Regions from separate parts of the Homo sapiens genome. Here region 1 is linked to region 2. Evidence: read pairs that join two places in POLR2A ChIA-PET (ENCODE). Cell type or tissue: endothelial cell of umbilical vein. All regions are shown on one strand. Links, peaks and the distances in the headings refer to the core of each region. The heading gives the core; the rest is flanking DNA.

The links. ChIA-PET counts read pairs that join two places held together with the same protein. Peaks named below come from ENCODE experiments on the same cell type or tissue, not always from the same donor. Only the 100,000 strongest peaks of a DNase experiment are listed, where the experiment ranks them.
Region 1: POLR2A ChIA-PET joins it to region 2 with 10 read pairs; 14 of 35 experiments call an interaction of 5 or more read pairs at or near these places.

What each region holds. Positions count from the first base shown.
Region 1 is chr12:52,058,489-52,073,823 of GRCh38, forward strand. It overlaps ATG101 (autophagy related 101), which reads left to right and starts at 11,490. Exons shown (of 4, transcript NM_021934.5): 1 at 11,490-11,754; 2 at 11,866-11,995; 3 at 15,087-15,335. The coding sequence starts at 15,163. NR4A1 (nuclear receptor subfamily 4 group A member 1) reads left to right here. Exons shown (of 7, transcript NM_173157.3): 7 at 200-1,015. The coding sequence ends at 456. NR4A1AS (NR4A1 antisense RNA) reads right to left here and starts at 1,012. Exons shown (of 2, transcript NR_170321.1): 1 at 613-1,012; 2 at 262-545. RefSeq lists enhancers at 10,956-11,245, 11,123-11,838. In endothelial cell of umbilical vein, for the core only: a CTCF peak has its summit at 11,147; a DNase peak (open chromatin) is centred at 11,193; H3K4me3 peaks cover 1,720 bases; H3K27ac peaks cover 2,082 bases.
Region 2 is chr12:51,996,187-52,011,691 of GRCh38, forward strand. TAMALIN (trafficking regulator and scaffold protein tamalin) reads left to right here and starts at 10,760. Exons shown (of 8, transcript NM_181711.4): 1 at 10,760-11,079; 2 at 13,004-13,053; 3 at 14,695-14,749; 4 at 14,853-14,955. The coding sequence starts at 10,834. It overlaps TAMALIN-AS1 (TAMALIN antisense RNA 1), which reads right to left and starts at 11,469. Exons shown (of 1, transcript NR_146770.1): 1 at 10,064-11,469. It overlaps ACVR1B (activin A receptor type 1B), which reads left to right. Exons shown (of 9, transcript NM_004302.5): 9 at 1-892. RefSeq lists enhancers at 9,444-10,130, 9,816-9,875, 11,503-12,188, 12,799-13,452, 13,453-14,106 and 2 more and a silencer at 10,581-10,730. In endothelial cell of umbilical vein, for the core only: a CTCF peak has its summit at 8,048 (motif pointing right); DNase peaks (open chromatin) are centred at 8,065, 10,685, 11,465, 14,185 and 2 weaker places; H3K4me3 peaks cover 4,239 bases; H3K27ac peaks cover 3,823 bases.

The DNA.
Region 1 (15,335 bases), core at 7,336-15,335, 62 kb after region 2:
GAGTATGAGGATAATGAGGGTTACTGCTTCTCAGACTTGTGACGATGCTTACTAATGGCCAACATGTGAATGCGCTTTTGTGAAGTGCCAGCAGAGCATGAGGGGTGGTCAGGGGCAGCAGTTTTAGGGGCCTGGGGGAGGCTGGGGCTTTGGGGGCCTGGTTCTCAGATGTACAGCTAATCCTGTACCCTTCCCGCAGACCGGCATGGGCTGCAGGAGCCGCGGCGGGTGGAGGAGCTGCAGAACCGCATCGCCAGCTGCCTGAAGGAGCACGTGGCAGCTGTGGCGGGCGAGCCCCAGCCAGCCAGCTGCCTGTCACGTCTGTTGGGCAAACTGCCCGAGCTGCGGACCCTGTGCACCCAGGGCCTGCAGCGCATCTTCTACCTCAAGCTGGAGGACTTGGTGCCCCCTCCACCCATCATTGACAAGATCTTCATGGACACGCTGCCCTTCTGACCCCTGCCTGGGAACACGTGTGCACATGCGCACTCTCATATGCCACCCCATGTGCCTTTAGTCCACGGACCCCCAGAGCACCCCCAAGCCTGGGCTTGAGCTGCAGAATGACTCCACCTTCTCACCTGCTCCAGGAGGTTTGCAGGGAGCTCAAGCCCTTGGGGAGGGGGATGCCTTCATGGGGGTGACCCCACGATTTGTCTTATCCCCCCCAGCCTGGCCCCGGCCTTTATGTTTTTTGTAAGATAAACCGTTTTTAACACATAGCGCCGTGCTGTAAATAAGCCCAGTGCTGCTGTAAATACAGGAAGAAAGAGCTTGAGGTGGGAGCGGGGCTGGGAGGAAGGGATGGGCCCCGCCTTCCTGGGCAGCCTTTCCAGCCTCCTGCTGGCTCTCTCTTCCTACCCTCCTTCCACATGTACATAAACTGTCACTCTAGGAAGAAGACAAATGACAGATTCTGACATTTATATTTGTGTATTTTCCTGGATTTATAGTATGTGACTTTTCTGATTAATATATTTAATATATTGAATAAAAAATAGACATGTAGTTGGAACTGAGATTCAGTCTGTCTCTGATGCCCCCTCCCCACTCCCCCACCAGACACACCCCATCATTACATAAGAGATGGGCTGCTCAAGATGAAACTTGGATGTTACCAGCCTGAGCTGTCAGGCCTCAGTGTACTCATTTGTAAAAGGCGGATAATAATGACACCTGCTTCACGAGGTTGTTATGCAAAGCACTTAGACTAATTTCTAACACGTGGGAAGCCTGCATTAGCTGTGCCTGGCTAGCTGTGCCTGGCTCATTGCTGGGGTCTGCAGTGGCTGACTAGCCCAGGGGTCACTGCAGGGCCCTAGCAATAGACTTAGCCGCAGATCTCAGGGTTGTCATGTTTCCTAAACTGGACATATATTCTCTGATTCTTGATTTCCACATCCATAAAACAAGAATAGACCCAGCCTCACAGAGCTTTTACGGTCAGAGGAGTGTGTGTGTAATGCTTAGCATGGGCTGGGTTTAAGTAAGCCCAAATTGGTAGTAGCTGTTACATTCAGGGTTTTAACATCCCCATTCTCAACATTCCTCCCCACTCTCCTGCCACCCCAGCAAGAAGATCCAGGGATCTGGCGGCCCTCACCTTCTCGGCAAGAAGATTGTACTGAAGTCCCTACCTGTGCCCGTGTCCCCACGTAGGCCCTCCAACCCCCTAGGCTCGTCAGTTGTTTAGTCAGCTGGCTTAAAATGCAGATTCCTGGGATCTACCCCCAGAGACTCAGATCTGGGGAGGTGAGGGGGCCCCAAACCTTCAGTTCTAGCAAGTACCCAGGTGCTTGTGATGCAGGTGGCCTGGGGCCACCCTTCTGAGAAACATGTGGATGGACCTAACCTGAGGCCCATGGGAGTTGGTCATCATGCAGGGTCTGGCACCTTCCTGTGCTCGGTGCTCACCCAGCCTCACTGTTTGCTTCTCTAGGACCCAGCAGGAGGCCTGAAGGCAGTGCCCTCACACGTGTTCCTCACAGCCCTTGGCCCAGGACCCCCCAAGTCTCCACCTCCATGGCTCCTGGGAAGTGGCTGGCTGAGGGGCAGCTCCTACTGGATGGGGCCCGACAGAATAGGGCTCTCAGCTGTGGATGGGGGGAAGCAGGGGCCTTCCCTGGTGCTCCAGCCACAGCTTGCAGGGAGCCCCCATCCACATACCCTCACTCAGGTTCTGGGAGCACAGTCCAGCCTCAGGCCTGCTGAAGGTCCGAGTGAGGCTGGGGTAGGGAGACCACGGTCCCGACCCTGGGACATGCTCCCAGCAGTGCTGTGGACTTCCAAACATGTATCCCTGGCATCGCCCACCCAGCCCCAGACCCCTGAGCGAGGCTTTGTCAGCTGCACCCGCGCCTGACGACATGGGGCCATCAGTAGGTGGGCTTCTGTTTGCCTCCAACTCCATGCTGCTCTCTGAGAAGTCCCTCCTCCTCACCGAGCCTCAGTTTCCCATCTGTTCAGTGGGGAGGTGAGGCTGGTTAGGAGCAGAGCTTGCTGGGAAATCTCCCGCCAGCTGGCTGGACCGAGTCCTTTTCCTTTGTGTCACTCACCTCCAGCTCCCTGCCTTTAGCACAGACAGACGTGAGGACAGGACAGGCACTGGGGAAGGCAAGAGGGCTGCTCAGATGCTCAGGGAGGGGCCAGGGCTGGGAGTGGAGTGGGGCCGAGGGAGCATCTCTATATCTATGGATGAGGCTGGCGGGTATTAGGGTTCACGCTGGCAGATTCTTTTCATCAGACGCTTGTGATTTCCAGCCCTAGCTGCCATCCCATGAAGACAGCCTGGCTATTCCCACCTCACAGGGGCACCATGGGAGAGTGGTGAAAGCAAGGACCCTGGAGCCCGAGGCCTGGGTTTACATCTGGGCTCCAGCTCTTACTAGCTGTGTGATTTGGGGCAAGTTTGTTAATCTTTCTGTGCCTCAGTGTCTTCACCTAGAAATAAGAAAACGAATCTATTTTATGAAGTTACTATAAAGATTATAGGAGTGAATACATACAAAGTGTTTTTCACAGTGCCTGGCACACAGCAAACACCCAATAAATATTAGCTTTTGTTTTTACAAAAGAGGAGAATTCATTTCAGAGAAAGGATATGACTTTCCCAAGGTCACCTGGCTTGTGAGTAGCTGAGCTGGGTGCATCTGGCTACTTAACCACTAGGTCTCCCTGCCCAGGGCCTCAAAAATAAGAAGCTCCATTGATGGTGGTTCCTTTTCAGGACCCTGGCAATTAGGGTACGGGGTGGGGGGCTAGTTCCTCCAGCCCCACCCTGCCCCACCCTGCCCCGCCCAAGGGCTGGAGCCCGGAGGCAGGCCCTTTCTTTCCACTCAGCAACTGGAAGAACTGGCCTCCAACTCTTGCTATGGGATGGGAGGGCAAACAAGGGGGCATTGAGCCTGATGGGGCCTCACAATGGCTGCTCTGTCCAGGCTGGCCGGGGGCTGGGCCCATTTCCGACGGGGACAATAGTCAAAAGGCAGTGACGCCGGCAGGGCCTGGAATCCCAGGCGGGATTTTCCAAGGCCTCAAAGTCTGCTGTTTGTCCTCACGCGGAGACCCAGGAAGCCTGCCTCTCTGTCTCCCCCACCCCACCCACGCTGGGCCCAGTGCCCAGAGGCCCCTGGCCCCCTCCCCAGCCCTGAGGTGCCACTGTGACTGGGGAGGGGTGGCTTTGAGGTCTAGGGACTGAGGGAGAGCTCTGTACTCCGGGGGTCTCTGCCTGTAGCCCTTCCCTGAGGCCAGTGTGGAGGAAGCTGCCCCACACCTGGGCTCCAGCCACCTGGTCTTGGTTATGGAGGGGTGTGGCAAGGGTCAGCCTCCAGGATGTGAGAAGCACCTGAAGGTCATGGGAGACCGTGCTATAATGGGGTGTCCTGTCCACATGGCCTGCTCTGAGCACCCAGCATGCTCAGCTGTGTGGCAGCAGCTCCGCTGCTGCAGAGGGCAGCCTGAGAGAGACTTGTCAGAGGCAGGTGGCCACTGTGTGGTCCCTGGACAGTCAGCAGTGACATCCTTTTGCAGCCATGAGGCAGTTGTGCCAGGCACGTCAGAGTTGTGCCCTGGTGAGGCAGTGCTGGGTGGCCTTGTGTGAGCTGGGCCTGGGATCCTAAGAGAGTTTTAGCTTGGACATCTGGACGAGCCCCAGCCCCTCTCTCACAAGTCCCTGAGTGCAGCAGAGCCCCAGGGCCATTGGGCCTCCTCAGAGGATGAGGTTGAAGGGGTGAGCCCTGGGTGTCTATCTGGCACCCAGCCCTTCAGGGGCCTGGCCTTGCAGCCTCATAGCTCAGGGAGCAGCTGCTCTGTCTTCCCCGGGGCAGCCAGTGCTCAGCTCTGGGCTGCAGTCTCTGCCCCAAACCTCTGCCTCCATCCCTGCTCCAGCTTCAGGCTCTCAGGCCTCTTCCTGGGCCCCAGGATGGGAGACTGTCTGGTTTGGCCTAGGCTGGCCAGTGGGACTTTGAAACCTCCAGCCTCTGATGGTGGGTACAGGAAGGAGTCAGTGCAAAGCAGAGGAAAAGCCCTTTTCACTCTCCAATATCTCCTTTCCCACACAAGCCAGAGACCTTCTGAAGGCAGGAGGCACATTTCCAGGTCCCCAGCTGGACTTGGAGCCGGCGGGAAGCCTATGGGCCCCTGGAGGCCCTGGCCTTGGCTTCCACCTCCTGCCGGCCACTCCTGGGCCCCTGCTGTGTTCATCCTCCCCAGCACCCTGGCTCCCCGTCGTCTCCTCCTGGGCCCTGACCCTGCCAGACCAAGGGTGCCACTTGAGGTCTCCTCAAGGTCTGACCCAGGCGCTGGCACTGTCCAGCCCCAACTCAGGACCATAAATCAGGCCTGGCGTGGCCGCAGGGGCTGGGGGTGGCAGCTGGGACAGGGAGGGGAGTGCGGGGGGGCCTGTCCTGGTACATGCTGCGTTAGCAGGGAGCAGTGCCCAGCTGCAAGCCAGGCGGGCAGGGTGCTGACTGTTGCTGCACTCCTAGCCTGGAGAACATCAGAGGAAAGAGGCCTCCAATCAGGGAGCCCAGCCTTGGCATAGCCAAGCAGGAAACCTGGACTCCACCCCAGGGCCCCAGGTAGCTGGGATACCACAAGGACAGATAGAGATGGCCCCTGCCCCGCAAGAAAGCAGGGACAGAAAAACAGCTCCCCAGTGGCAGATATAGAGACTGCCTTATCTGGGGCAGATAAACAGCCCCCTAACCGTTTGCAAGCACAGTCGCCCAGAATCCTCTTCCTTAAAGAACGACAGATGCTCAGAACGGCCTGCCAAAGGAATAGATCTTGCAGCAAGGAGAGACAGTCCCGCACCCCCGAGGGACGGAGGCACAGAAATAAAGCCCGGCTTCTACCCCAACTTGGCCAAACACAGACCTTTCTGGAAAAAAAAGAAAAAAAGAAAAAAAGAGAAAAAAGCCACAAAACACTTCCCCAACATGGACAGATCCCTGGGTCCTCAGGAGAACAGACAGCACACAAGCTGCTCCCGGCTTGGTCCTAGTCTCCGGGCTGCCTGGTGAGGTTGGCAGGTTGGGGCTGGGAGGTGCCCCTTTCTCACGCTCTCTGCCACTCTTTCATCCGCCCAGACATTTTCCCCGTCAGGGAGGGTGGGGGCTGGAAGTGACATCCCAGAAAGGGTGGGAGGTGGAAGAGCCCCTGCCCACGGTCCAGGGGGCAGATGTCAGAGAGGGACAGCTGGTCCTCCTCACCCCCTCAGCCTGCCCAGGCTGGAGGGTCAGCAGGCAGGGTGCTGGCTTTCCAGCCAGCCTGGCCACCATCAGGAGCCCTGGCCTGACGTCAGTCCCACTCATTGTTGTTGCTGGGGCTTGAGTCACTCCCTGTGACGCCACTGGGGTCAGCGCTGGAGCAGCTGGGGTGGCTTGCAGGGGCAGCTTTGGGGCTCAGCTCTCCCCTGGGCACACACCAGGATGAGTTGGGGCCATTTGAGGCCACATTCACCAGGCGAAGCCAGCTGCCTACTCCCAAGGTCTTGGGTTGGCCTTCAAGGTCTCCCCACAGGCCTCTGCTGCAGGCATGGCTCGGAGAGTCTGAGCCAGTCGCCTGTCTGCTTGGCAGCTGTGGCTCTGGGCTCGGGCTGAAAATCTGCTCTCTCTTATCCTTGCCTCTCTCACCCCCAGAACCCTCAGTTTCTACTCTCTGCCCCCGCCCCCTGTTTTTTTTCTTCCCTCTTCTCCAGGGAGCTTTCCTAGAATAATTCCCACTTCCTCCTGGAATCAACCCCCTTCCCTGCCATCTCCCTAGGTTGCTGCTTGGTGCTCTCTCAAGCTGTCCTCGTTTTCTCCTGGTGCCTGGTCACTTCCCAACTTGCTGAGAGCAGGGCTTGGGACTCCTCTTCACTCTGAATGTGTTGCTTTCTGTTTTTTATTTGTTTGTTTTTTGTTTTTTGAGACAGAGTCTTTCTCTGTTGCCCAGGCTGGACTGCAGTGGTATGATCTTGGCTCACTGCAACCTCCACCTCCCAGTTTCAAGCCATTCTCCTGCCTCAGCCTCCTGAGTCGCTGGGATTACAGGCACGTGCCAGCAGGCCCAGCTACTTTTTGTATTTTTAGTAGAGATGGGGTTTCACCATGTTGGCCAGGCTGGTCTCGAACTCCTGACCTCAGGTGATCCAACGCCTCGACCTCCCAAATTGCTGGGATTACAAGTGTGAGTCACCGCATCCAGCCTGAATGTGTCACTTTTTATTCCAGGTAACCAGCATCTCTCCATCCTGGCCCTCTTGGGTCCCCACAAAACCTGCTGCCATTTCTTTCATACCACTTGTTGGGTTTTCTTACCCACAGGTATCTCCTGGTCCACCTCCTCTGAAGACTCTGAGCTCCCAGAGGGCTAGAACTGTGACTTGTCCCCCTTGGCATCACAAGGTATTACAAGGGCCTGGCATGTGGACAGTTCCACGTGTGGCATGAATGAATGAATAGACGATTACGTCTTGATCATCAGAGGTAGGGGCATAGAATGAGATAATTCATCCCACACAATCCCAGTTTTTTAACCACTCCCTCCCCTCCCTGATGGGACTACCAGAGGGGCTGAGACCCAGGGTTGCAGTGAGAATTTCCCTGTAAGAATTCAGGGAGGTAGGAAGAGGCAAGTGTGGGTCAGCATGTGAGATAAAGAGGTGAGAGGACTCAGCCTTCCTTATGTTCCCCAGTCCAGTAGGCAAGGCTCCATGGAAAGGTGAGTGCCGGAGTAGGGACATAAGTGGGTGAAAACACTGGTGGAAGGAGGAAAGAGCAGCTGCATGGCCTTGGACGTGTACTAGTCAGGGTTCTCCAGAGAAACAGAAGCAGTAGGACATAGACACACATAATGTAGAGAGAGAGTTTCTCCCCCATACATATGTGGCGGCAGAAAGAGAGGGATTGATTGATTGATTGATTGAGATGGAGTTTCGCTCTTGTTGCCTAGGCTGGAGTGCAATGGCGAGATCTCAGCTCACCACAATCGCCGCCTCCCGGGTTCAAGTAATTCTCCTGCCTCAGCCTCCTGAGTAGCTGGGATTACAGGCATGCGCCACCACACCTGGCTAGTTTTGTATTTTTAGTAGAGATGGGGTTTCTCCATATTGGTCAGGCTGGTCTCGAACTCCCGACCTCAGGTGATCTGCCTGCCTTGGCCCCCCAAAGTGTTGGGATTACAGGTGTGAGCCACCACACCCGGCCGAGAGGGATTTATTATAAGGAGCTGGCTGACAAGTCCTAAGATCTGAAGTCAGGAAAGCTGATGGTGTCATTGCAGTCTTGAGACCTAGGAGAAGCAGTTATCTGAAGGCAGTTGGAACCTGAAAGCAGGAAAATACTAATGTCCCAGTTCTAAGACAGTCAGGCAGGAGTTCCCCTTACTCACTGAAGGGTCAACCTGTTGGTTCTACTAGGCTTTCAACTGATTGGATGAAGCCCCTCCACACCGGGAAGGGAAATCGGCTTCACTGTCTGCCAATTCCAATGTTAGGCTCATCAGAACACCCCACAGACAAGCCCAGAATCATACTTAACCAACTGTCTAGGTACCCTGTGTCCCAGTCAAGCTGACACGTAAAATTAAGCATCACAGGAAACCACTATGCATCACTATGTATGACTGGGCTTCAGTTATAATATCAAGTAAATCAGAGAGTGGAGTGTCGGGGAGGTGGACTGTATCTACCTTGAAAGGTAGTTGGAAAAATCAGCACAATAGGGCCTATGAGTGCTGGCATTGTACCTAGCAAGGTTCAATGATTGGTAGTAGTGATGATGATGATGATGATGATGATGTCAGGCTAGTGGTCGCAAAGGGCTGAGTTGGAGTGTGTGGATGGCCAGAGAGATCAGTCACTTCCCTTACTCACTGGCAGTCTCTGGGGATGGGCTCTGGCACCTCCTCCACTCCAGGACTGGTTCCAACCTCCCTTGGTCCCTCTCTCAGCTTCTTACAGACCCTTCCCTCTCAATATTTCCTCCTGATTGCCGTCTGGTTTTGTGCAGCCTCCCGAAGAGGTCGCTGGTGTGTAGGGCAGGCAGCTTTCTCTTTCTCCCAGGAGAGGCACCCACACCTGGGATAAGAGGCAAGGGCTGAAAAAGGGCAGAACTGTGGGGAGGAAGGGAAGAGGATAGGGAGCAGATGATGGTGGAAAGGCCAGCCTGAGGAGGAGCTTGTGCAGCCAGGTTTCGAAGAACTGAATGGGAGGGGGAAGCCTAAGGGTGAGGTGGTGACAGTGGTGTGCTGGAGCCAGCTGGCACTGGCCCTCAAGGGCTGATTTTAACCTTGACGATCAAGATGCAATCATCCATCCGTTCTGGACTCTGCATTCATTGATGTCTTGTAGTTTGAAATCACCTATGATAGGAAATGGGCAAATGCTACAAATCAAGGCATTTCCCTTACCAGAGAGCAGGTGTGAAGCATTTATCAGGACACCACTGGTGGGTGGGGGTGTATTGGAGAGTGGTGGTACATAGGAGAGAGTTGGCTGAAGAAGCCAGCCAGAAAGAGAGCTCCCATAGTGGCAAAGAGCTTTCGATTTGAACTCAAGGCTCTGTTATTTACTGAATGACCTTGGGCCACTTACTTAACCTCTCCCCAGTCACTTTCTTTTTCTTTTTTTTTTTTTGAGACGGAGTCTCGCTCTTTCACCAGGCTGGAGTGCAGTGGTGTGATCTCTGCTCACTGCAACCTCTGCCTCCCCGGTTCAAGCGATTCTCCTGACTCAGCCTCCGGAGTAGCTGGCATTACAGGTGTGTGCCACCAAGCTTGGCTATTTTTTTTTTTTTTGTATTTTTAGTAGAGACAGGGTTTCACCATGTTGGTTAGGCTGGTCTCGAACTCATGACCTCAAATGATCCACCTGCCTCGGCCTCCCAAAGTGCTGGGATTACAGGCGTGAGCCACCATGCCCGGCCCAATTTCTTATCTATATTGCAGGATTGATTAGTATCAGGTTTAAATTTATATGTACACATATATGGTATTTAAAATCATGACCTTTCCATTCCACCTAATAAATGTTATCTATTATCGTTTTGGGAAATAAAAGCATGTGTTAGAAAAATCAGCTTTTTTTTTTTTTTTGAGACAGGGTTTCTCTCCGTTGCCCAGGCTGGAGTGCCGTGGTGCAGTCTCAGCTCATTGCAACCTCCACCTCCCAGGTTCAAGCAATTCTTCTGCCTCAGCCTCCCAAGTAGCTGGGATTACAGGTGCCTGACACCACACCTGGCTTTTTTTTTTTTTTTGTATTTTTGGTAGAGATGAGGTTTCACCATATTGGCCAGGCTGGTCTCAAACTCCTGACCTCGAGTGATCCATCAGCCTCGACCTCCCAAAGTACCGGGATTACAGGCATGAGCCATCACACCCGACTTTTTTTTTTTTTTCTTTTTGAGACAGGATCTTGTTTTGTCATTCAGCCTGCAATGCAGTGGCGTGATTATAGCTCACTGCAGCTTCAACCTCCTGGGCTCAGGTGATCCTCCACCTCAGCCTCTGAAGTAGCTGGGACTACAGGGGTACACCAACACGCCCAGCTAAATTTTTAATTTTTATTTTAAAGATGGGAGTCTCACTATGTCGACCAGGCTGGTCTTGAACCCCCGGCCCCAGGTGATGCTCTGTCCTAAGCCTTCCAAAATGTTGGGATCACAGGCGTGAGGCACCCCAATGGGCCAGAAAATGAGCATGGTAATCCCCAGCTAACACCTTAAGAATGCCTCCTGGCCGGTCGCGGTGGCTCACGCCTGTAATCCCAGCACTTTGGGAGGCCGAGGCGGGCAGATCACGAGGTCAGGATATCGAGACCATCCTGGCTAACACGGTGAAAACCCGTCTCTACTAAAAAAAATACAAAAAAAATTAGCCGGGCGTGGTGGTGGGCGCCTGTAGTCCCAGCTACTCGGGAGGCTGAGGCAGGAGAATGACGTGAACCCAGGAGGCGGAGCTTGCAGTGAGCCGAGATAGCGCCACTGCACTCCAGCCTGGGCGACAGAGCGAGACGCCGTCTCAAAAAAAAAAAAAAAAAAAAAAAAAAAAAAAATACTGCCTCCTATTGGAGGTGGGTGCATTAACCGAGCTCTCGAAGCCCTGTCTGCTCTGGGCTTACAATCTACATGGAGAACCAAATGCGCTCCAGGAAGTTACACAGCACTAAAAATACACTTGTATTCATATTAGACTTTACAGGTCACAGAAATCTTTCATATGAGTTATCTCCTGTGATCCTCACAACAGCCACCTGTTTATAGAGAGCATCAGAAAGGATGAGTGATGTTGAGGGTCACGCAGAGAAGCAATGGCCGAATTACTAGCCTCCGAAGGACTGTCACCAGATTGGTCACCATGGGGTATCAAGTAGTGCTGCTGCATAAAGGCAACACTGAGAGATGAAGCCCCTTTCTCCAGCATCTGTGTGGGTGGAGGGCCAGGGATCCCGTCTGTTACGCACATTCAACAAACTCAAGTTTTGCCATCCACTGGGCGTCCTGCAGTACAGCGGTGTGGGCTCATCTCCAGGACCTCTCTCTACGGGGTACGCCCCTCATCTTGCGGTGATCAGTGTTCCTTCCAGACCTCTCAGTCCGGACTGAGTTGGGCACCGCGTCAGCGTCTCCCGGCCAGGCTCGCCGCCGATGACTCCGCTCGGCCTAGGGAGGCGGCCGAGAGCCCGTAGGGCTCCTCCTTCCCTCCAGTCTCTATGGCGGAAGTGAGTTGTACGGGCCGAAACACCACAGCGTTCTCGGTGGTGGGCTGAATGGACTCGTCCACATGAGGGGGATCTTCATCACCATCAACTCTTAAAATCCGAGACATAACCACGAAAGGAGCAGCCCCCAGATCAGAGAGCAACGCATGACTATCTGCGTGTGCTTCTGTGACTACGCGGATGTTGTGGGCGGCTACATGCGTGCGGGGGCCCGGCGAGCTGGGCAGGTGCCCCCTCCGGGGCCGTGGGATCTGGTGAGCTTCCCGGCGCGCGGGGGGCGGTGCGGCTTCCGGTCCCGGCTCAGCCTCCGACCCAGGTGGTCTGGAGCCTGCCGGGAGAGTGGTGGCATCTGAGAGGCTGGTCGTGGACTGTGGTTGGGGGAGGTGGGAGCTGTTTTAACCGTGTGCCCCCTCTCCTGTGCCGGCGTGGGCATCCCCCGGGGCAGTGGAACGCGGGCGCTCCTCCAGCTTCCGAGTCCAGCCAGCCTGGGCGCGGGGCGCCGCCCCCGAGACACCCGAGGAGTCCGTTCCTCCCTGGTTACGTGGACTGTGGAGGTTCGCGCGTAGTGGCGGCGGGGGATACGGGACCCGGGCGGGAATTCCTTCCTGCGTCCGTCCCGAGTCTCTTGATATGGAGCCAAGTAAGTTTTCTGGTTTTGCTTTTAGCTGGTCTCTTGTGGCTCAGCGCCGTGCGGAGGTTGAAGCGTACCTGCGGAGGTCGCACCAGGGCGTGAGGAGGAGGAGGAAGGGCATGAGCCGAGCTTGAGGAATCCGTGCTCCAAACTCTACACTCAAGGTGGGAATGGGCGCACCCTGTGCTCCAGCCAGGCTTGAGAAGGCGGCTGTTAGCCTCTGCCACTCGGGGGGACAAGAGGGACGAGACTTTCCAGACCCTACTCTGGTGGGCCCTGCTTGCTCACTGCTCACTGTGTGGGGCAGGGGACAACAAGGTTTTCACAGACCAAATGTGGCAGCTGTGGGAAGGAGAATGGGGTTGGTCAGGACTGACTTCTTGGAGGAGTGGATCCTAAAATAGCACGTAGAATGAGGGAGGAGCCCAGGCTTGGGGCACAAGTGAGATGTGTGGCTTGTGTGAACGATTGCGGGGGACACAAGAGGGAGAAGTCGTGGAAGAAAGGGAGCCGGACCAGAGCCGGGAGTCTCTAGATGGGAAGAAAACTGCTGGATGGAGTAAAACTGGAGGGCAAAACGAGCAAGAGAGCCCTTCTCCTTCTTGATCCAAGCATGTAGGAGAAACTAATCCAGCAACCCCTGGAAGAACCTGGAATTCCTGGGTTGGGCTCAATTGAGCAGTTGTTTTGTAGAAGGTACTAGGAATTACCATTATAGTGATGAATGGAATATAGTCTCTGCCCTATAAGCAGAATATAGGAATTGTTTGCCTAGTGGTAGAGACAAAAACAAAACGTGATGGTGCTTGATAGTACAGGTAGACGCGAGCTGATCGCCAGCTGAGAGGCAGAGCTGGCCTGATCTCTGTGCGGTCCACAGACCGTTGCCCTGTATCCTGTGCTGAGCAACAGTTTAAAAGGGGCAGACACAAACTGAAATATACTTTTTATATTCACCATCTGTCAACCAGATGAGTGAAATATACTTAGAGGAGAGCTGCTAGGATTCCATGCAGATAAGATGTGATGTGGAACAGACATGTTTTTGAGGACTGGGGACCTTCAGCCTGTAGAAGGGGTGAGGGGGTGGTGGAATAGCTGCCCCTAAATAAAAACTCACTTGTGGAAAAGAGGTGAGACTTATTTTGTGTGGCTTTGGGTACCAAAACTAAAACTAAAAGTGGTTTGAAGCACTAAGAGACAGATTCTTCAGCAGAAAGAATAACTGGACTGGGTGCGGTAATCCCAGCACTTTGGGAGGCCGAGGCGGGTGGATCTCTTGAGCTCAGGAGTTCGAGACCAGCCTGGGTAACATGGCAAAACCCTTTCTTTACCAAAAATACAAAAAATTAGCCAGGTGTGGTGGTGTTCGCCTGTGTTCCCAGCTGCTTGGGAGGCTGGGATGGGAGCCTGGGAGGCAGAAGTTGCAGTGAGTAGAGATTGTGTCACTGTATTGCAGCCTGGGTGATGGAGTGAGACCCCATTTCATAAATAAAATAAATAAATAAATCAGAATAACTGAATAGAACTTCCTGAACATTGACTGGTTGTTGTGAGAGCTAGTGAATTCCCAGTCAGGGGAGGTTTGCAAGCTGAATACTCTGAGTTATAAGGAACTTGAAGCTCCCTCTCCCTCTGGGCATGTATTTAGTTATTATGTTCTAGTTCTCAAGTCTCTTGTTCTCTCCTTCCTACTCTCTCTACCACTGCTGTGTTATAGCCTTGCATCATCTCTTGGCAGTAACAATGTAATAATGAATTATAGCAGCTAATACTTAGTGGATATTTACCATTTGTCAGGTACTTATTTAAGTGTTTTATACATGCTAGCTCATTCAGCCCTCAACCCTTTCAAGGTAGCCATTATTATCTCTTTTGTATATGTGGCAGATAGGTGTTAAGCAGCTTGCCCAAGATCATGAGCATGGAGCAAGTGGCAGAGCTGGGGTTCCATTCCAGGTTGTCTGGCTTTCAAGTCATCGTTTTCAACCACTATTCTACTGTATTTTACATGTGTTACCTTAATTCTCACTACTATCCCCATTTACAGATAAGAAGTTCAGAGAGGTTGAGTGATTCGCTTAAGGTCATAGAGCAAGATGTAGATGAGGTGGGATTCAAACCCAGGACTGTAGGACATGAAAAACCGCCCACACCTGATTATGCTGCTTCTGTAACTACATCTACTGTAGTGGTCTTTAACTGACTTCCGTGCCCAGCCTTTGTGCCTTAAATCCACAAGTTTTTACCCTGGAGTCTGTGGATGTGGGTGTCTCTAGAAATAGGTGAGATTTGGTATATGTGTGTGTGTGAGAGTCATGTTTTTAAAGCCCAGTCTTCATGGCTTCATTCACTTCTCAGAGCAGTTTGTGACCCCAATACGGTTTAGAGCCATTCTTTGCCCTTTAGCCAAAGGTACTTGTCTTTTTTTTTTTAAATTTATTTTATTACTTTGTATTTTTGTTTTTTTTGAGACAGGGTCTCGCTTTGTCACTCAGGCTGGAGCACAGTGGCATGATCTCAGCTCACTGCAGCCTCAGCCTCCCACATTTAAGTTATCCTCCTGCCTCAGCCCCTCAAGTAACTGGGACTACAGGCGCCTGCCACCAGGCCCAGCTAATTTTTTATATTTTTGGTAGAGATGGGGTTTTATCATGTTTCCCAGGCTGGTCTTGAACTTTTGAGCTCAAGTGATTTGCCTCGGCCTCCCAAGTTGCTGGGATTAATGTGAGCCACCACACCCGGCCTAGAGGTACTTTTTTGATGCACAGATTTGATCTTGGCTTAGTGATGCATTGACTCTTCGCTGCTTTTAGGACAGAGTCCAAATGCCTTAACCTGTTCATTCAAGGTCCCAGGAAATCAGACTCCAATCTTTCTGTACTTCTTACTCCCACCCTGTACTCTCTCCGTGGTGATAATGTTTAGTTGCGTGCTTTTTCTTCATCCTGTCAGCCTGAGGGCAGGGGCCGTGCTTGCCTTTGATGTCTAGTACCTGACAAATGTTGCACAGTGAGCATCTGCTGTAAACTACATTGAAGGCTGTAAAATGGAATCCCAGCCTGTCATTTGGACTGATAACTTTGAAGCTCTTGCACTTTCTGATCCTGAGACTTGATGATTCGTTGATAGTGTGTGCTGCCAAAATGCAGAGAAGGGCCAGTGGAGGCAGAGGCTGAGCTGAGCCTAGAAGGAAGTGAACAGATAACACGTGGACTATTCTTGTCAGCATTCTGACCTGGGCTCCTTTTGCAGGGTGGCCCTTGGGTAGGGTGAAGATCCCCTGTCTTTATCCTAGTTCCACACCTTGGTGTGGGTTACTGGGTGCAGGATGAACTGTCGCTCGGAGGTGCTGGAGGTGTCGGTGGAGGGGCGGCAGGTGGAGGAGGCCATGCTGGCTGTGCTGCACACGGTGCTTCTGCACCGCAGCACAGGCAAGTTCCACTACAAGAAGGAGGGCACCTACTCCATTGGCACCGTGGGCACCCAGGATGTTGACTGTGA
Region 2 (15,505 bases), core at 7,506-15,505:
AGGTGAGACCTCAAATCACTGCATTCATTCTGAGCCCCCTTCCTGTCCCCAGGGGAGGTGTATTGTGTATGTAGCCTTAGAGCATCTCTGCCTCCAACCCAGCAGTTCTCTGCCAAAGCTTGTGGAGGAGGGAGAGCCCTGTCCCTGCCCTCAGGCTCCCCAGTGCTCCTGGCCCTTCTATTTATTTGACTGATTATTGCTTCTTTCCTTGCATTAAAGGAGATCTTCCCCTAACCTTTGGGCCAATTTACTGGCCACTAATTTCGTTTAAATACCATTGTGTCATTGGGGGGACCGTCTTTACCCCTGCTGACCTCCCACCTATCCGCCCTGCAGCAGAACCTTGGCGGTTTATAGGTAATGATGGAACTTAGACTCCTCTTCCCAGAGTCACAAGTAGCCTCTGGGATCTGCCAACACACGTCCACTCCCAAGCCACTAGCCCACTCCCCAGTTGGCCCTTCTGCCCTTACCCCACACACAGTCCAACTCTTCCACCTCTGGGGAAGATGGAGCAGGTCTTTGGGAAGCTCCCACACCCACCTCTGCCACTCTTAACACTAAGTGAGAGTTGGGGAGAAACTGAAGCCGTGTTTTTGGCCCCCCGAGGCTAACCCTGATCCATAGTGCTACCTGCACCTCTGGATTCTGGATTCACAGACCAAGTCCAAGCCCGTTCTTACGTCGCCATAAAGGCCCCCGAACGGCATTCTCGGTACTTCTGTTTGTTTTTGTACATTTTATTAGAAAGGACTGTAAAATAGCCACTTAGACACTTTACCTCTTCAGTATGCAAATGTAAATAAATTGTAATATAGGAAATCTTTTGTTTTAATATAAGAATGAGCCTGTCCAATTTCTGCTGTACATTATTAAAAGTTTTATTCACAGAGCTGCTCTGGTGCCATCTGTCCCACATACGTAGTACGGCCACCCAGCTTTTGTCAGGGGAGTTGGGAATGGGGTGGATGTTCTAAGGTCAGGGTCTCGTGCTCACACCAGCTGTAGCAGACCCCAGCAAGAGGAATGCTGTTCCCAACATCCTGGGTCTTCCTGAGACTGTTGCTTTGTGTTCCTAGAGGGCGGGTCTGGCATGCAAGGGACAGAAGACACAAAGCATCCTTTTCTTGGGCTTTGTCTGAATTTGTCTTCTCACGTTTTTTCCTGTTTACAAAAGAGGGTCATGTTCCTAGTTAGTCACACTCTCTCATGTCTTAGAGGCATGAGCGCTCCTCCTAAGCTGAAGTGAAATTGTGAATTCTGGGATGCTTAGGTGACTTTGAGGAGGAAGTCTTCAGTGGTTACTCCTCTGGTATTCTCAGCGTGTGGTGGGTGTGAATGTCCTCCCTCTCTGGGCTGAGGGAATCTAAAATAACAAGTCCTAGAATCATAGTCTCCAGTTTAGATGAGACCCACAAGATCCCCTAGTTCACTGTCAGGCACTCGACTTCCCTGCGATGTCCCTGTCAGGTGCTTGTGTGGCCTCCTGCTAATGCTGGACCACAGCTCCATCTGTAGGCTCCGTGGCTCAGTGGAAAACCCTTCCTTCTGTAGAGCTGGGCAACTTCCATGAGACTTCCACAGGGTTTTCTAAGCAGTTATTCTGTCTTCCCTTATAAGATCCCTTAAAATATTTACAGGCAGCCGTCATGAATCTTCTGGCAAAGCTCCGAGTTTCTTCAGTTAATATTAGTGAATACTTATTGAAAACTCACTTCGTGCTAAGCAATGTGCCAAAATTTGCTTTACGTATATTAACTGTTTTAATCCTCAGAGCAACCATATGAGATGGGCATCATTATCTTCTCTTTATGGATTAGGAAACAGAGGATTGGAGAAGTCAAATAAGTTGCCCAAGATCACGTAGCTCACTGGTGGAAAAGACCTTGGGTCCGGGATGTTGACTGCAGAGCACAGCCCTTCCCCCACTGCACTATCCTGCTCTGGTTCCATGTTCCTCACCCAGGCTGGCCGCTCTCTTCTGAACCCAGCTAGAGTCTGGGGCCACAAAGGATGTGTACATAACGTTCCACCCAGGTATCAGCAGACATCACAGACTAGAACAAGAACCCCACAGACTGTGTGCTTGATGCCACAGATCACATCCCAGGACTGCATCTCATCTCTTGATTGAGTAAAATCCAGCTACCCTCTCCTGCTTGTATAAGGGAAGTTGGTGTTTTGAACTCAAGTACAGGACCTTATAGTTTTACTCTATTAAACTTCACTGTAGACCATGCCCACTGCGCCAGCCTGTCGCTACTTTTAAATCCTGATTATTACCCAGAGTTTTCCATTGTTCTGAGTTTCCCTGTCTGAGACTCTGCTGGGCTGAGAAAATGAAGTAACTTACTCCTAAAAGTTCGCTTTAAGTTTGGCATCTATCCCAATAATCTAATCAGCTGCTAATTAAATTGTCCTTGTGTCCTGGCCATAATTTTTTATTTTTTATTTTTTGTTTATTTATTTATTGAGACAGAGTCTCTGTTGCCCTGGCTGGAGTGCAGTGGCGCGATCTTGGCTCACTGCAACCTCCAGGGTTCAAGCGATTCTCCTGCCTCAGCCTCCCAAGTAGCCGAGATTACAGGCGCCCGCCACCACACCCAGCTAATTTTTGTATTTTTAGTAGAGACGGGGTTTCACCATGTTGGCCAGGCAGGTCTCGAACTCCTGACCTCAGGTGATCTGCCCACCTCGGCCTCCCAAAGTGTTGGGATTACAGGTGTGAGCCACTGCTCCCAGACTATTTATTATTTTAAATAGAGACAGGATCTCCCTTTGATGCCCAGGCTGGTTTTGAACTATTGGCTTCAGGGAATACCTCCTCCTCGGCCTCCCAAGGTGCTGGGGTTACAGTCATGAACCACTTCACCTGGCCCATAATTTTTAGATGGACAGAGATAGCAGAAGAAGCCCAAGTACTTTGCTAAAGTATCATTGTGGCTCTCTTTGATCTATCTACCTGTTCATTGGAAAGAAAGACAGAGTGGTTGGTAGTGAATCTCGGCCTGGTTCACATGAAGGCCCCTTACAGGCCATCCTGTGAATAGTCAGTCATCTTGCCAGGCATGGACCTAAAATTCACTAGGCTATGATTGCAGGCTCAACTCTACCATTTTGAAAATCAGAATGGCAACCATTCTAGTGCCTCTTCCTGTGCCTTTGAAGGTTGCCAACAATGTTTCATCTTAGTAAGGCCTCTGACACAGGAGGCTTGACTTCATTTGAATGTTGTATCGCTTGGGTTATTGTTTCACATAGCTTAAATTTCTGTCCCCCAGCCCATATGTCTTCTGACCTTTACAGGCCTTAGAACATGCTTGCTAAACACAACCAAACCAGAATGACGAGTGGTGGAGTTCAAGAGACTCAGGAACATAAGAGGAATGCACAGCACAGGTGAGGGAAGTAGGAGAAGCCCTGGGTCAGGCCAGGAACGGTGTTACTAGTCAGGGTTCTCCACAGAAACAGAATCGATAGGATGGATGGACAGACAGACTAGAAAGAGAGATGACTCATGGTTGTGTGGGCTGCAAGGCAGGGTAGCAGGCTCAGAGACCCAGGGAAGAATTGATGTCGCAGTCCTGGGGGCAGAATCCTTTCTCAGGACACCTCAGGCTTTTCTCTTAAGGCCTTCAATTGGTTGGATGAAATCCACCCACATTATGGAGGGGTAATATGCTTTACTCAAAGTCTACTGATTTAAATGTTAACCACGTCTAAAATACCTTCACAGCAACATCTGGAATAGCATATGACGAAACAACTGGACAACTATGGCCTGAAAGTTATTGGGGATTCCTTGGTCAGAGGATGGGGTTTAAGGAATATGGAAGATATCCCTGGGTCCTTCTGAGAATTCTCCTTGGAAGCCAAAATGGGGGGTTAATGGGGGTTTAGGGCAGTTTAAGGAACAATTGGATAGCCTGGGCTCTTTAAATAAGTATTTTTCGAGCAACCTTAATGAATGGAGTGGTAGGTAGAATAGAAAGCTATGGCGAAATCCCATCTCTACTAAAAATACAAAAATTAGGTGTGGTGGCGCACACCTGTAATCCCAGTTACTCAGGAGGCTGAGGCATGAGAATCACTTGAACCCGGGAGGTAGAGGTTGCAGGTTGCAGGTTGCAGTGAGCCAAGATTTCATCACTGCACTCCAGCCTGGGCAACACAGGAAGAATCTGTCTTAAAAAAAAAAGAAAAAGAAAAGAAAGCTAAACAATCCATGGTCCCTGCCCTTCAAGGAGTTTATAATCTAGACAGATAGGATTTGTACAGGCAACAATAGGGCAGATTTGGGCAAATCCCATTACAGAGCAGTATGCAAAGTACCATGGGACCACAGATGAGGTGTCCGGGGAAGAAGTGACATATCCCTGCCCTACAGCGGCTCCCTACCTGGTGGAATGGGTGAGTAAAAAGATAGGATGGAAGGAGATCAGTACTCCCATAGGGATAGAATACTGTGGGAACATAAGAGAGACAGGAGGTTGGGGGCAAGAGAGGGACATCAATTTCGGCCTGCTGACTGAGGAGAGGAGGGGGTTTTAGTCAAAAAGAATTGCCATTCAAGAACCACAGATATTCAGTATGGCGGGGGTGTGATGAGGGAGCCTGCTAGAGCTGTTCCCGTGCTGAGTTCTGAAAGGTCAGGAATTCATCCTGGGGCCAGAAATGGCCAATAGGTAACACCGGTGCCATCACTTACCCTGTGACAGCTACCTCAGACTGTACTAATCTATCAGTAATTTGTCCTCTTGAGTTGGTCTCCACATTTTTCTCAACAGCGTGCTTACTGTCCTGTAAGTTAAAACACATTTGTCATTGTGGATGTAGGGAATAGGCCGTTGGAGGGTGTCTTGGTCTGCTCTGGCTGCTGCTGCTAAGTACCTTAGATTGATGGCTGGACACGGTGGCTCATGCCTGTAATCCCAGCACTTTGGGAGGCCGAGGTGGGCGGATCACTTGAGGTCAGGAGTTTGAGACTAGTCTGGCCAACATGGCGAAACCCCATTGCTGCTAAAAGTACAAAAATTAGCCAGGCATGGTGGTGCACACCTGTAATCCCAGTTACTCAGGAGGCTGAGGCAGGAGAATTGCTTGAACCCAGGAGGTGGAGGTTGCAGTGAGCCAAGATCATGCCAGTGCACTCCAGCCTGGGTGACAGAGTGAGACACAATCTCAAAAAAAAAAAAAAAAAAAAAAAAAAAAGTTAAAAAGTTCCTTGGATTGGGTGATATGGATTGAGTAATTTATAAACAATATAAATGTAATGCTCACAGTTCTCGAGGCTGGGAAGTCCCAGATCGAGGGATCAACAGGTTCAGTGTCTGGTGAGGGCCTGTTCTCCTAGATGGCGCTTTCTGTGTCTTCACATGGTGCAAGGGGGAAACAGGCTCCCTCAAGCCTCTTTTATAAGGGCATTAATTCCATCCATGAGGGCAGAGCCCTCGTGACCTAATCACTCCCTAAAGATCCCATGTCTCAATACTATCACATTGGGTATTAGGTTCCAACATAGGAATTTTGGAGGGACACCATCATTCAGACCATGGTAGAGCGTTTTAAGCAAGGGAGTGATGTGATCCTGCTTGTGTTTTGGGAAAATCACAGTGCTGACTTTAGAAAGGAATTGTACTGGTGGCAGAGTAAGAAAAGCTGGGAAGGGGCGGGGCGCGGTGGCTCATGCCTGTAATCCCAGCACTTTGGGAGGCCGAGACGGGTGGATCACGAGGTCAGGAGATCGAGACCATCCTGGCTAACACAGTGAAACCTCACCTCTACTAAAAATACAAAAAATTTTGCCAGACGTGATGGCACACGCCTATAATCCCAGCTACTTGGGAGGCTGAGGCAGGAGAATCGCTTGAACCTGGGAGGCGGAGCTTGCAGTGAACCAAGATCACGCCACTGCACTCCAGCCTGGGCGACAGAGTGAGACTCCGTCTCAAAAAAAAAAAAAAAAAAAAAAGAAAGACATGCTGGGAAGGGCCGGGTGTGGTGGCTCATGCCTATAATCCCAGCACTGTCAGAGGCAGAGGCGGGCGGATCACCCAAGGTCAAGAGTTCGAGACCAGCCTGACCAACATGGTGAACCCTCGTCTCAACTAAAAATACAAAATTAGCCGGGCGTGGTGGCACGTGCCTGTAATCCTGGCTACGTGGGAGGCCGAGGCAGGAGAATCGCTTGAACCCAGGAGGCGGAGGTTGCAGTGAGCCAAGATTGCGCCATTACACTCCAGCCTGGGCAACAAGAGCGAAACTCCGTCTCAAAAAAAAAAAAAAAAAGGGAAGAAGCTGGGAAGAACAGCAGGAGAAACAGTGGGTAGAATACTCAGGTTTGGGGCATAATCAGATGTGAATGGTGAGGGAAAGAGGAAAGCTGACTTCAGTTTGGAGTAAAAGAGAGAATCTTAGCCTGGCAGTTCCGCATATGTGTTTGGGGGTTAGGGGGTTGGTGCACGACACTGTCCCCTAGGAGGGAACCAGGGATGAAAGAGCAAGTGTGTTTGCCAAGCGGAAAGAGATGTGGGCAGTCTAGGGCCCTAAGAACTGCCATTTTCTCTCTTCACTATATGCACCTGTTCTGAAATGAGGCCGGGTAAGATAACACATACCCTGTGTCTTAGGAGTTGTGTGCAGATGCTGTAGGAAACCTGGAGACTTAACCTTCCTTTCTTCTGCCACTCTAACCCGTTCATGCCAGAGATGCCCTGCCATTTTCATCCAAGAGGCCAGATGGTCCCTGGCCTTTGAACAGGACTAGACCCAGAGACCACCAACATTCAATGCAAATAAACTGCAACATCTACCTTGATCCTACTCCAAGACCCCCTGGGATCAGATCTTTGGACTGTGCCAGATCAACCATACTGCTAGATTCTCTCTCTAGGTCCCCGAACATGCACAGACACTGTCCCATGGAAATGGTCGCGCAGTAGGAGCCACGAAGAAAAACAGCCACTCCCCGCCCAGTCAGCTGCCCACCAGCTGTCCACCGCCCACAAGAGGTGATGTCATGCAACTGGGGGCCCAGCCCCTCATTCCTGACAGACCAGAGAGCCAGGGCCCCAGGCCCTCTTCCCCCCCACCTCCCCAGCTTAGGAGCAGTGACAGTACCCAGTGAGGAACTCCCAGTAAACTATTCATCTCTGCCAGTTCCGGGCCCCACTGATGGACAAGGCCCATGTTAGAGCTCTGAGACTTAGGTCAGACTCCAGAGGGGCCAGCACTAGCCCCTAGTGCTCTGACTTCATCATGGTACCCTAGAGCTTAAGCTGCTCAGTGGAAGACTCAGCTCTCCCAATTTCCTCCATGGGGGGCTGCTGACTGTTACATAGCCAGGCGAGGGGTTGCCCTGAAGAGAAGGGGTGTTACCTAGGCCTTGTCCTTTAGCTGGGCCCCCACTGTCTAATCCCCCACCCCAGGCCAGCCACGAGTGTCAGGAGCCAGGGCAGGCAGAGCAGAGGGAGGGAAACCTGAGAGCTCATTCTGAGAGAGGCTGGCTTGGGAAGAAGGTACAGATTGAGTACAGATGTCTGAGGAGCCAGAGCGGTGGAGGTTTTGTGGGGAGGCTTCCTGGAGGGAGGAGGAGGGGGACGTATCCTGGTATGAAGCTGCAGGTGGTGTGCAGAATGCTTCCCCCACCGCCCAAGCTTTAAAGGGCTGCAGAGGATAGGATGAGAACAGATGCTAGCCAAGAGACTCAAGCTTAGGAGAAAGCTGTGGAGAGTTGAAGGCAAAGCTTTAGAGGCCTCATATATACTGCCTGGCATGCGAAGGTTAGTGCACCAACAAAGCCCGCCAGCTGCCTGCCTTCTCCCTGCTGAATTTCACCTGCAGCAGAAGCAGCTTTGATGCAAAAAACTTCCTAACTGACAGCTGTGAGATTCCAGAATTCAGTGACCAAAGTGGAGCTTGGCATCCCAGTTGTGCCCTCTTGGGAGGAAGAGGAGCCGTGGGGGATCCTGAAACAGGGCTGGGATTCCAGGTGGAGTCTTCCAGCCTTTCCGCCTGGCTTGAAGATTTTCCCCCGAGACTCATGGCCACCAGAGGGCATAACCACTCCACAGTATGGCATCCTGGGCTCCAGGGGCCCCTCCTTGGAGAAACTGGGGAAATTGGGAGGAGGAAGCAGGCAGGGATCTCTGAGCTCTCAGGGAGCTACCAGCAGCTGAATTAAACAGTCTCTGGAGTCAAGAGACTTGGGTTCTAGTGGGTTCTAGTCCCTGTTATGATTCTGTCTTTCTCTCTCTGGCTTCAGTTGCTTCTGTTAAATGAGGGCTTGGACCATACGGTATCCTTTCCAGACCATAAGGCCATTTCTGGCTCTGAAATCCCAGGATTTAAGGAATCACACAAAGAACTTGATAAAAATTGCATTTCCTGGGCCCACCCTTACTCTGGGGTTCTCTAGGGCTTTCTGCCTAGCAAGAGGAGGAAACAAGGTGCGAATTTCAGTCCTCTGGTGGTGTTCACTCACTTGGAGGCCTGGAGGTGGACTGCCCTACATAAACTGGGGAAGTCTGCCTCCACGTCAGCTGAAGGATGACTGGCTCCACAGGCTGTTAGACACAGGGGCTGTGCCACACCTGTGGCATCCACTTCTCCAGGTTTCAGGCAAGGAGACATGTCCATTAGGTAACCCTCTGTGATAGCTGGGGTGGCTCCTTCACAGAGGAGGTTGTGCAAGATGCCCTTTTGCTGGGTCCCTTTGGGGATAAGCAATGGAATGAATGGAATATACATCATTGCCTCTCCGCTTTGCGTCTCCCCCTCCCACCCCCCACAGATGCTGTCTGTCAGGAGCAGGCAACAGACGGTCCTGGGGTCCATCTGTGCTAATGCTTCACAATAGAGTCCCATGTTTCCCCACTGACACCCCCTCGGCCCCTCAGCTGATGGCCACTTGGTGGTGCCAAGGCGGGAGGTGGGAGGAGGGAGAAGAAGGCACTAAGAGAGCTACCTCTTAGCTCCTGGCAGTCCTCAATCCACCCCGGCCCCCCACCCAACAAGCATCCTGCCATCTGGACTTGTGCAATCACTGAGGGGCGGAAAAGCACCCTCTTCCACCCACACCTCTTGTAGGGGATGGGGGCCTAGAGGACTGGGGGTGGGGAGGAGAACACAGAGTCAAGGAGACTAGAGAAGAAGACTGAGCCAGGCGCAAGAACTGAGACAGGCAGGAGGCAGAAAGTCTTTCCTGGCCTCGCAGGTGGACGTGGCCATTGCCCCTCTGTGCTCCTTATGCCACGTGTCTAACACAGCACATGTGCAAGGTACCACTCCCTACCAGGCCAAGAGCCTCTGTAACCCCAGTGCCCAGCCAGTACCTGGCACACAGCAGGGCTTAAATGTTGGACAACATCACAGAGTGGTTAGATTGCAGGCTCTGGAACCAGGCTGCCTGGCTTTGAATCTCAGCTCTGCCGCTGAGTGACTTAGGGCAAATTACTTATCTTCTCTGGGCCTCAGTTTCCTCATCTGTAAGGGAGGATAATGGTGCTTATTTCGTAGGGTTGTTATGAAGACCAAGTGAGTTAATGCATGTATGTAAAAGGACACACAGAACAAACAGTGTGCATAGCACATGCTAAGTGCTCAATAAATGTTAACTGTGAAGGCATAACAGATTTGGGAAGACTGGGGGAGGAGGGAGGGGACAGACAAGGGCACCGCATTGCCGCCTCTGCTTCTTGGCCGATGGGTGTTGGGACATGGAGTCCCCAGCCTGTGCTGCTGACGCCCTGTGGTGGCTAGCCGCTCTTTAGACACCAGACGCTGCCTTCCACTTCCTCCTCTCACTTCTTATTCGGGCACCACTGACGACAGAGACTTCGGCTGGGCCATTCCCGCCTCTCCTACCGCCTGGCAGCCATGGTAACAGCCTGGGGGATGGTCCCTAAGATGGGGTCAGAGAACGGCTGAGCATGGCCATCCCCCCAGCCCTGAACTCCCACTCAGCCTGGGCTCATCCCAACCTCCTGAGTCAAGTCCACAGTAAGCGTCTGTCTCCTGGGAAGGGGGATCTGACCCCGGCATCAGGAGCTGAGGAAAGGTGTTGCCAGCAGGGATCACTCAAGCCCCTTGGAGGGGACAGGCCAGAACTAAGCCTACTGCTTTCAGGGTTTCCACCTCTTCCCTTCTTCCTAGACGTGCGAACAGGGGGCAGCCTCTTTCAGCTCTTCTGGGGCAGCTGCGTCAAGGGAAAATCCTGGGCCCTCTCCCTCCCTGGGGGCTTCTGCGCAGTGAGTTCAGGGAGTCTCCTCCCTCCTCCATCGGGCCTCCACCCCTACTCCTGCGCAGCCCCGCTGCCGCTCTCCCTGCCCTGGAGTCTCCTGCAGCCCCTTGGATCTCCGTGACTCTCCCTACCTCCCCGACTCCCCAGGCTTCTTACAGTGACCTCTTACCGTGCCCCACTCCATGAATCGCCAGAGCTATTCGTCCCTAAATTTCAAACCTTGCGCAATGTCCCTTCACAGACCCCTCCAGGTATCACGCAGCCCCGAGCCCCGAGCCCCGCCCCGGGGGCCTCATCCCGCCCCTTCGCGTCCGCGGCTCGTTTTCCCCCACTGAGCGCCCAGCTCCCGCAGTTTCCCCGGCCGTCGAGCGCCGTGGGCGGGGCTCCAGGGCGGCGGCGCCTCGCGGGGAGGGTCCTCCGTGCTGGGGGCGAGGCCACCCGAGGCAGCTCCCCGCCCGCCCCCAACCCCGCCCCGCTCTCGGAGCCTATAAAGGGAGGCGACCCGCGGCCCGCCCGGCTGGCATCCCCCAGCCGCCGCCAGCCCCGCCGAGGGGAGCCAGCGCCGTCTCTGAGGGGCGTCCGGCGCCGGAGCCATGACCCTCCGCCGACTCAGGAAGCTGCAGCAGAAGGAGGAGGCGGCGGCCACCCCGGACCCCGCCGCCCGGACTCCCGACTCGGAAGTCGCGCCCGCCGCTCCGGTCCCGACCCCGGGACCCCCTGCCGCAGCCGCCACCCCTGGGCCCCCAGCGGACGAGCTGTACGCGGCGCTGGAGGACTATCACCCTGCCGAGCTGTACCGCGCGCTCGCCGTGTCCGGGGGCACCCTGCCCCGCCGAAAGGTGCGTCCCCCGCCCGCCTTCAGGATCTGCTCAGCCCCTCTCCGACTCCCTACAGGGCCTGCTGACTCCGCAGTGCCCTCTCCTCGGCGTCCGCGGAGTCCCCCACCTTCTTCCCCGGCCCGCTGGGTGCCTCGACTCCCCGCGTTCCCCGCTGCTGCGAAGGCCGTGGCCCTCGCCTGCACACCGCGCCCAGGCTCGGTGGCTCTTAACTCCGCGCCCCATGCACGCCCCCTCTCTCCCTCCTTGACTCCTCCCAGCACCCCCCTTCTCCTACCCGCTCCATCTGGCTTTCTGCCCCCCATGCCCCGCCTCCCCGTGGCCAGGTGTCCTGGGTCCCCAGGAGCCCCTCGCCCGAGGGACAGAGACAGCCCCAGGCAAGTTGAAGGTCCGAGAGCCCCCGGTGGGAGAAGCGGGCCGGTGGCTGCGCCGCGTGCGTTCTCACTCTGAGGAAGTGCGTGGGGAGCCGCTGACTCCGGATAGCACACCCTTCCGAGGGGACTCCCCGATTCCTGGGCTGGGGGCCTGCCGCCTGGCCCCACGTCTGACGTACGGGGCGCGAGGGCCACTGCTCCCTGGACTTCTGTCGGAACCGGACGCAGTGGGAGGGGTCGCAGGGCGCCCGCGGGGCAGGAAGGATGCGGGCCGCGCCCACCTCTGAGTCCCCTCTGCCAGCCTCTTCCTCTGGCCCCAGGAGACCTGAGGCTCAGAACCTACACAACACCAGGTTAAGAAGAGGGGCCTGGTGGCCTTTCCTCACCCAGCCGCCCTCCTTCGCCCCGGCCCCCAGCTAGCCCCCACACAATGAACAGCTTGTTGAGAATTTGCATTTTATGAAAATCATGTTGAAAGACAAAGGGGTCTCTCTGTGCTGCCCAGTCCTTCCTCCCTGGCCGTTTGGGAACTGTCCCCACCCCTGAGGCCAATCTGGTTCTGAACCTTCTCTTCCTTGCCTTGGGCAGCTTTGGGGGAGGGTTAGCAAAGGCACAGAACAGAAAGGCCCTGGGCTGTGCAGGCTCCAAAGAAAAGGGCTGCTCTGGGACTGGACCTCCTCCCAGGACCAAAAAGTTAGGGAGGGTGAGAGACTACTTTAGTTTATCAAGGACCCTGAAGAGACAGGAACCTTCATCTCTCATCCTTCCTCCACACCCCCCACCACCACCCCTAAAGAACTCCCAGTCTCGGTCCTTTAGTGAGACTTGCTGACAAGTTTGACATCTAAGATGTTTTGTCCCAGAAAGCACAAAATATATGGCAATGGAGAGAGAGACCCAGGTATAGCTGGGCACAGCTGGTCACCTGCAGCTGGGATCCACAACTGGTCCTTGAAACGGCCTGTACCTTAGGAGACCTGGCACCTCTGACCCCACATTCTGGCTGGGATTGCCAGCCCTTCGGGACAGGGTCCCTGACCCCAGCCCTCCCAAGCCACTGTCTGTAGCTGAGAAATTAGATGGAGAGACCCAACTGGCAGAAGGTCCTCGGAGCACCTTGATAGGTGAGCCCAGGGGACACCTATCCTCTGAATCCCACTGGGGAAGAGCCCCTGCCTCAGCTTTGGGAGTCTGGATGGCCTGAGCCTCTACAGACATGGGCCCTAGGGGTGGAGACCATTTTAGAATAATGATCTCCCCACCTGCTGCCAGTGTGGAAACCAGCAAGGGCTTAGAGGTTCATGGATCTGGAACCCAGGAGGATGGTTGTGTCCCTGCAGTCCCAGGTATGAAGGTAAGGCCTGTAGAGAAAGTTGAGGAGTGGTGCCAGTAGTGGCACTTGGCAAATAGTTCCACCAGCACCAAAACAGGTGTGGATGTGGAGCTGGGAAGGGGCAGACAGGAAGTGGGTCGCTGTGTCCAGGGTAACCTCTCAGTGTCTGCTCAAGGACAGTCCCGCCTTACCTGCTCCTTCTGACCATCTTACTGCCCAGGGCTCAGGATTCCGCTGGAAGAATCTCAGCCAGAGTCCTGAACAGCAGCGGTGAGTCACCAACACCCAGCCCCTGCCATGGTCCAAAGGGGTGAGGTGCTGGGTTGGGGGGTGCCAGGACAGCATCTCAGCCTAGCGAGGGTAGTCATTCTCCTAGCCTTTAAACATGGCTCCCCCGCTGGGAGTGAGGGCAGGTGGGGGTGAGGGCTGTGTGAAGGGGGTGGCAGAGAAAGGAGGTAGGGACTTTTGAGTCATTAGGTGCTCTTCAACACACCCCCAGTCCCTGCCAGTTACCCCTCCCTGGGGAGATCTGGATGAACGGATGTGGGAGTTGGGAGGGGGTGTAGGCAAAGTCTATGGGGAACGTCCTAACCCAGGCCTCCTGGGCTCCCCTGAGCCCTCCTAGCCTTGGCAAACCCCACGGGCCCAGACCTTAGCCAGGCTGTGTCCAGCTGCTTGGGGCTGGCTGCCCCTGCCTCCAGAATGTCAGTCCTCTTCTGGTCCCAGCCTGTGGCAGCCCTCTTAGGAGGGATCTGAGCGTGGGCAGAAGTAGGTGCTGACTCCAGGCCCTGGGACCCCACAGTTTCCCTTCTCTACTCATGTCCCATCCCTGATTTGGGCTTGACTTTCTCTAAAATGGATCAGCAAACTGACCTGCTAGCCAGATTGGCCTGTTTGGCCCTTGAGCTAATAATTTTTAAAGAGTTGTAAAAATAAAAACAAATAACAATATATGACAGAGATCATAAGGGGCCTGCAAAGAAAGCCTAAAGTATTTACCATTTGGCCCTTTGCAGAAAAAGTTTGCTGACCCTTCCAAAAAACCCTAGAACATTGGGGTAGACGCGGAACTCCCAGCCACCCTGCTCCCTGCCCCAATAGTACAGAGAGGGGAAAGGCCTGCTGTTCAGAGTGAGAGGGGCTCGAGCTGGAGTGGGGAGGTGCTGCTCAGCATTTGGGGGAATCTCTGGGTCAGGCTGGAAGCGGAGAAGCCTGGTCTCCAGGGCCTTTCCGAGGCTGAGCTACTTGAAGGGGCCTTTGGAGGCTGCTTTAACTGTGCCTCTGGCTGGGCGGGAAGGAAGGGGGTGGGAGTGGGCAGAGGAAACTCTGGGCTCCCCCAGCAGGCGAGGATCTGGAGCAGCTCCAGACCATTGTGTCCAGCGGGCAGGCCTTCAGTGCGGGAAGGGGCGGCCTCGAGGCTCCCCTCCCCCAGCCCCCACATCTGGTGGGCTGGCCCCAGCATAGCTGGGAGGAGCAGCTGTGGTCTTGCTGAGCCTCGTGACTGGCCTCTGGGGGTGGGGCCAGTCCTCTCTCCAAAGCTGTGGAACAGAGGAGGCTCCAGGCTGTGGCTGAATTTCGGGCCTTAGCTAGTCAGTAAGTGGTACTGTAGGGCTCACTGGAAAGCTGGGATGGGGCTAAAAAACTCAGCCGGCTCATCCTTCAGGGGACCGGCCCTTCTCTGTGCTTCCCTCCCACCACTAGAGGCTGGATTGGTTCTCTGTGGCTCCATGAGGCTGATTTCAATTGGGTATGGGAAAGACATTCCAATAATCTGTGATGAGACTGAGCTGTCACTGGAGACAGAGTCCTGCTGGAATGTTCTAGACCAGTTGCCAATATCCAGGGAGGCCCAAGCTATGGGACTTCTACACCTTTTAATCCTAATTGTCTTGACCCCTGTGTCTCTTGCAGGAAAGTGCTGACGTTGGAGAAGGAGGATAACCAGACCTTCGGCTTTGAGATCCAGGTGGGAGAAGCTGCACACAGGGGTCAGGGGGGTTGGATGACCAGCCTGAGGGATGAACGGACTTGTCCCAACCCTGGGCTGAGGGTCCCCTTGTCCATTACAGACTTATGGCCTTCACCACCGGGAGGAGCAGCGTGTGGAAATGGTGACCTTTGTCTGCCGAGTTCATGAGTCTAGCCCTGCCCAGCTGGCTGGGCTCACACCAGGTGGGGCCTGAGCCCAGGACACCCAGGTCTGGGAAGGGGATATGACCTTACTCCCAAGCAAAGGGGGTGAGCAATCTCTCCTGAAATCAATTCCTCTTCCTTTTCCTTCTTTGAGAAGGCCAGAAAGAAGAATGGATAGAATCTGGGCTTTGGATCTAGGCAAATTTGCCATGTACTGTGTGATCTTGCACAGCCCCATCTACAAAATGAGGGTAATAATGCATCCAAACATCACAGTGCGGCAAGGGGATTCCCTGGGCACACTGCCAGGGCCTAATTAATGGTGGATGATGCTGCTGCTGCTCTGATTCCTCCCAGCAACCCTGGCAGTCAGCATGGGCAGGAGCCAGGGAAGAAGCAACATTCCATTAAGTCTGTTTGATATTGGGGATCAGGCCAATCCTGCCCCAAAATGGGCCCAGTGCTGAGGAACCGATGTTACTCCCTTTTAAAAAATTAGAAACTTTTTTTTTTTTTAAGAGACAGGGCCTCAGTCTGTCACCCAGGCTAGAGTGCAGTGGCGTAATCATAACTCACTATAACCTTGAAC